Regions from separate parts of the Homo sapiens genome. Here region 2 is linked to region 1. Evidence: chromatin loops called from intact Hi-C (ENCODE). Cell type or tissue: PC-9. All regions are shown on one strand. Each heading gives the region's core, and the rest is flanking DNA. Links, peaks and the distances in the headings are about the cores only. Region 1 overlaps COL4A2 (collagen type IV alpha 2 chain). Region 2 has its middle 25 kb from the start of NAXD.

What was found. Peaks named below come from ENCODE experiments on the same cell type or tissue, not always from the same donor. Only the 100,000 strongest peaks of a DNase experiment are listed, where the experiment ranks them.
Region 2: it touches region 1 in a loop (9-fold over the local background); 11 of 110 quality-filtered maps call a loop at or near these places.

What each region holds. Positions count from the first base shown.
Region 1 is chr13:110,454,893-110,457,695 of GRCh38, reverse strand. It overlaps COL4A2 (collagen type IV alpha 2 chain), which reads right to left. Exons shown (of 48, transcript NM_001846.4): 21 at 261-353. COL4A2-AS2 (COL4A2 antisense RNA 2) reads left to right here. Exons shown (of 5, transcript NR_171022.1): 3 at 1-13; 4 at 109-171; 5 at 340-1,299. Among named protein-coding and RNA genes, the nearest start is that of COL4A2-AS2, 7.0 kb to the left of the region's middle. RefSeq lists an enhancer at 1,601-1,650. In PC-9, for the core only: CTCF peaks have their summits at 1,423 and 1,625 (motif pointing left); a DNase peak (open chromatin) is centred at 1,605.
Region 2 is chr13:110,589,550-110,592,352 of GRCh38, reverse strand. No RefSeq gene overlaps it. Among named protein-coding and RNA genes, the nearest start is that of NAXD, 25 kb to the left of the region's middle. In PC-9, for the core only: no CTCF peak of the experiment used is centred there; a DNase peak (open chromatin) is centred at 1,582; H3K27ac peaks cover 643 bases.

The DNA.
Region 1 (2,803 bases), core at 287-2,786:
TGCTGCTAGGAAGGTCAGTGACGAGGATGGCAGATGGAGAGCAGGGACGGTGAGCCTGGGGGCCGAGTGCTCAGACAGCACCACTGGCTCCATGCGCCTCCCTCTCAGTGCCACCGCCAAGGGGACAGGAGGCTGGGAGAGACATGCAGGCTCATTTTCATGTCCAAACACGTGAGTGGGGGATGGATTTCACCTTCTGTAAGGTGAGGGACTTGGAAAGGCCAGGCTGTCCTCATCCCGTCCCTCCCAGATGTTCTTACCTTTCCACCCCTTTGGTCCGCGGGCTCCAGGGGAGCCGGGAAGCCCAGGGAAGCCTGCTCTTCCTTTTGCTCCTTTCAGCCCAAACAGGAAGCCTAGAGAGACAACCACAGATGCAGGGCATGAGCCCCACGGACGCCTGGGGTCCCACGCAGACGCAGGGCATCAGCCCCACGGACGCCTGGGGTCCCACGCAGACGCAGGGCATCAGCCCCACGGACGCCTGGGGTCCCACGCAGACGCAGGGCATCAGCCCCACGGACGCCTGGGGTCCCACGCAGACGCACGGCATCAGCCCCACGACGCCTGGGGTCCCACGCAGATGCACGGCATCAGCCCCACGGACGCCTGGGGTCCCACGCAGACGCAGGGCATCAGCCCCACGGACGCCTGGGGTCCCACGCAGACGCAGGGCATCAGCCCCACGGACGCCTGGGGTCCCACGCAGACGCAGGGCATGAGCCCCACGGACGCCTGGGGTCCCACGCAGACGCAGGGCATCAGCCCCACGGACGCCTGGGGTCCCACGCAGACGCACGGCATCAGCCCCACGGACGCCTGGGGTCCCACGCAGACGCAGGGCATCAGCCCCACGGACGCCTGGGGTTCCACGCAGACGCAGGGCATCGGCACCATGGGTGCCCGGCATCCCACCCAGTTGTGAGGCACCAGCATCAAGGATGCCCAGGGTCCCCCCAGACACAGGGCATGGGCACCACAGAGACGCCTGGTGTCCCACCCAGCCCAGGGTGGCTTTCAGCCAAGCCTCCCCAAATGATCCATAAACCCAATTTCATAAACAAAAGCACATTTTTTCAAAAGAAAACTTAGACTATTTTGTGGCGATAGCCTTCAGGGTTGGAAAGAAATATAAGAGTCTGCAAATTTAGTTTTTCCATTAAACTATAGGGATAACAATTATTCCTTTTGAGAAACATTGAGTCCAAAGAAAAGTTTTGATTTTTTGATCATGTAACTTGGATTCCAAGACTGCTACACACTTCTGGTTCCCCCCCAAAAAACTAAAAAAAAGATGAACTCAGTTTCCCATTTTGATCTTTTTCTGATATGGGAATGGGGGCACACGTGTGCATCCCTCCAGAACACTGTTTCCTCTTTCATGCCTTACATGCACACACACGGAGTTAGGATAACTGTTATGCTAATTAAATGTTGTGGCCAATCTGGATTCAGCATGGTCAGCCATGTTGGATGACCTCGCCCACCACCTTCCCCTTGTAAACCTCTCCCCACTAGCTCCTGCAGGGCTCAATGATCCCGGCGGGGGCATCCCTGATGATGACGGTGCAAGAAACACGGTGCTCTTCACACCAGCAAAGAGCGCGCCATCGCACTGGAGAAGAAGAGTGCCATCTCGTGGCAGGAGGAGGGTGTGTGTCTGCAAGACACACAAGCTGCTGCTGGGGGCAGGCTCTGCAGGTGTGCCCTGCAGCTATCTGTCCTCCTCACTGTTAAATAATAGGGCCAGAGCTCCAATGGGCAAATGGCACTCCCCCAGCAAATTAAAAGGCATGTTGCTATACACACTACATGGAACCTGAGAGGAGCAGGGGATGAGGCCGTTACACACAGGAAGGTGAGAAAACTCCAACTTTAAAGAACCCAGCTATCTGCTTGGAAAAGAGCACGGGAGTTTGCAAGTCAGAGAACTGCCAGGTGAGGATAAATGTCTATGAGAATGAGGACATGGATACCGTCCCATGTAGTTTGCTCACTGCACGTTTACCATAGCTCATTCATTCATTCGCTCATCAAACACTTATCCCGTGCCTATGCTGTGCCAGGCTGTGTGCGAGGTGCTGTGTGTATACAACTGGAAATGAAACCGATGGACTCTCATGGAGCTTACAGCTTAGACGTGGAGACACACATTAAACACACAATGCAGGAAACACACTAATGCGGATTTTCAAATTATGGCCCGTGCTGGGGAACAGGGGAAAAGCAGCAGGGAGAGGCCCAGTGAAATGTTTTGGGGGTAGTCAGCTGAGTCCTTTCTGAGGAAGTGATGCTTCAATTAAAGCCCAAAGAATAAAAAGGAGCCCCTGAAGTGGGGAGCGGGAGGGAATGCTCCAGAGTGAGGACAGGGTTTCTAAAAGGCCCTGAAATAGGCAGAAGGCCAGCGCCCGCAGAGTGGTGAGTGAAGGGCAGATTTGCACAAAGGGAGGGGAAGAAACCGGACTTGGCTTTTACCCCGAGGGCAGTAGGAAGCCATTAAAGGGCATCAAGGAGGGAGGCTACGCGGTCTGCCATGTGAGTCTGCCGTGTGGACGACAGGCTGGAGAGGGAAGGAACAACGGGTGCCATCCTAGCAGGCTACGCGGGCGGTGGTGGTGGATAGCAAGGGCACACACAGCACTGGAGTGGAGGACCCGCCAGGATTGTGAGGGAGCCAGTACAGAATGGGTGAGGTAGGCAGAGTAGCCCAGGGCTCTGCTGGAGCTCCCGGGTTTGTGCAGGAGGGTGAGGACCAAGGGAGAGGTCTGTGGGGTGGCAGGGGGTGGGGACGGAGGAGGCCCAGAGC
Region 2 (2,803 bases), core at 224-2,723, 130 kb before region 1:
CTGCAGTGACTGCACTCCAGCCTGGGCGACAGAATGAGGCCCCCTGTTTTTAAAAATAAATAAATAAGTACATAAAAATAAAAACAAAAGAAAACATAAATAAGAGTACAGAAATTCATATAGGTTTAGATGGATCACAAATAAATATTTTTATTTTATCTGTTTTTTTGAAATGGGATCTTATTATGTCACCCAGGCTGGAGTGCAGTGGTGTGATCTTGGCTCACCACAGCCTTGAACTCCAGGGCGCAGGTGATCCTCCCATTGAGCCTCCCAAGTAGCTGGGACCACAGATGGCACCCCACCACGCCTGGCTATTTTATTTTACTTGTCTTTTTTCATTTTATTTATTTATTTTTTTTGAGACAGAGTATTGCTCTTGTTGCCCAGGCTGGGGTGCAATGGCGTGATCTCGGCTCACCACAGCTTCTGCCTCCCAGGTTCAAGCGATTCTCCTGCCTCAGCCTCCCAAGTAGCTGGGATTACAGGCATGCACCACCACACCTGGCTAATTTTTGTATTTTTAGTAGAGACAGGGTTTCTCCATGTTGGTCAGGCTGGTCTTGAACTCCCGACCTCGGGTGATCCGCCTGCCTCGGCCTCCCAAGGTGCTGGGATTACAGGCGTGAGCCATGGCGCCTGACCTATTTTATTTGATTTGTAGAGATAGGGTCTCAGTATGTTGCCCAGACTGGTCTTGAACGCCTGGCCTCAGGTAATCCTTCCTCAGCCTTCCAAAGTGCTGTGATGACAGGCATGAACCGCCACCCCCAGCCAGCAAAGAAACATTTTAAAGAAAAGCACGGAGTTAACAATAACACTGTCTTGCCTTCACTTCAAAATGCCAAATGAATAAATCAAATGTAGGAGTGCTCAGAAGAGCAAGAAACATTTGCAGCTCTGCATCTGCGGAAATTAAGAGACACTCTAGGTAGCCAGCTTGGCGCCTGATGAAGTTTCTAATGTGGACCATCGTGATATGGTTGTGGGTATAGATTTAATTAGACATTTGAGAGGCAGAATCAATAGGTTGAAGGCTACTGAATTCATTTAAGCAAATATGTGACTATGCTTTACATGCACGGGGCACCTGCAAGATGCTGGAGGATAACCACATGAACACGCGCAGTTTCTGGTGTTGACCCGCTTAGATCTGGCGGGTCCAGGAAACACAACTCAGGTGCCCAGAGCCACGCATGTTAGGCCATTGGAGTCCTGAGAAAGGAGGAAGAACAGCTCTGGGGGGCCACCCAAAACCTTCATACTGGCTGGCATAGATAGAATTCTGCCACTTGACGCAGGAAGGCTGGTTCTCCTCCGGGTCTGGAGGTAAATCCAGACGGGCCCAACCTCAGCACTGCGGTCCCATTTCCCTTGCTGATTGTGATGAACGAGTGGCTTTTTATCATCACTGTAGCAACCATAGCCACCAAGCTGTGAGGGAGGGAAGCCTCCAGGAGTGGTTTCTTTGCTCTTAGAGAGAGGTGAGAGACATGGGGACCAGTGTGCACATGAAGCCTGGAACTGGAAAAGCTGCCCCGTAACCCTGAGGGCATCCGACTTGAACATGAGCCAGCATTCCAAGGAGGGCAGGGCGGGAAGGTGGAAAACCTGAGTCCTTGGCGACACTGAGTGAGCGAATTCTGGACCTGCCCTGTGGGTGACCAGCTGTCCTGGCTTGCCCAGGACTTTTCAGTGATAGCACTAAAGTCCCTCCTACCTGCCAGGCATTGTGCTGAGGAATTTACATACATCATTCTCTTTGCCTCTCACCACGACTTTTTTCTAAAACTACTGGAGATAATTATAGAATCACATGCAGTTAAAAGAAATAATACAGAAACAGCTCAAATGCTCTTCACCTAGTTTCCTCCAATGATAGCATCTTGCAAAACTACAGTACAAGATGGCAACCAGAATGGTGACATTGTTACAGGCCAAATTTACAAACTTTCTGTCAGCACAAGGATCCTTGATATTGACCTTCTGTAGCCATACTCACTTCCCTTTCACCCCAACCCTCTCCTTAACCCCTGGCAACCATGGAACTGTTTTCCATTGCTATAATTTTGTCATTTCCAGAATGTTATAGAAATGGAATCTACAGTATGTAACCTTTGGAATTGCTTTATTTTCCCTCCAGCTCAGTGTGATTCTCTGGAGGTTCATCCGGGTTGCTGCCTGTGTCAACAGTTTGATTCCCTTCTCTGCTGAGCAGTAAGTATTCCATGGTATGGATAGGCCAGAATTTGTTTAACCATTCAGTCATTGAAGAGCATCTGTGTTATCTCTAGCATTGGGCTAGTATGATTAAAGCTGATGCAAGCATGTATGTGTAGTTATCATGTGAACATGTCTTCAGTTCTCTAGGATCACGCCCAGGAGTGCAATGGCTGGTCATGTGGTGGTTGCATATTTAGTTTTTGGTTTTGTTTTTAAGAAACTGCCAAACTGTTTTTTAAAGTAGCTGCACCGTTTTACATTCCTGCCAGAAATGTATGAGAGATCCAGTTACTCAAAATCCTCATCAGCATTTGATATTGTCACTTTTAATTTTAGCGATTCTGGTTGGTAGATATGTAGTTATATCACATTGTGGTTTTAATTTGTGTCTCCCTAATGGCTAGTGATGTTGAATATTCTTTCATGTCTTTGTCATCCATATATCCTCTTTGGTGAAATATATGCTCATTTTTTTTTTTTGCCCATCATCTAATTGGATTGTGTGGTTTTTTTTAACTGTTAAATTTTGAGAGTTCTTTATATATTCTAAGCACTAGTCAGTTGCCAGCTATGTGGTTGG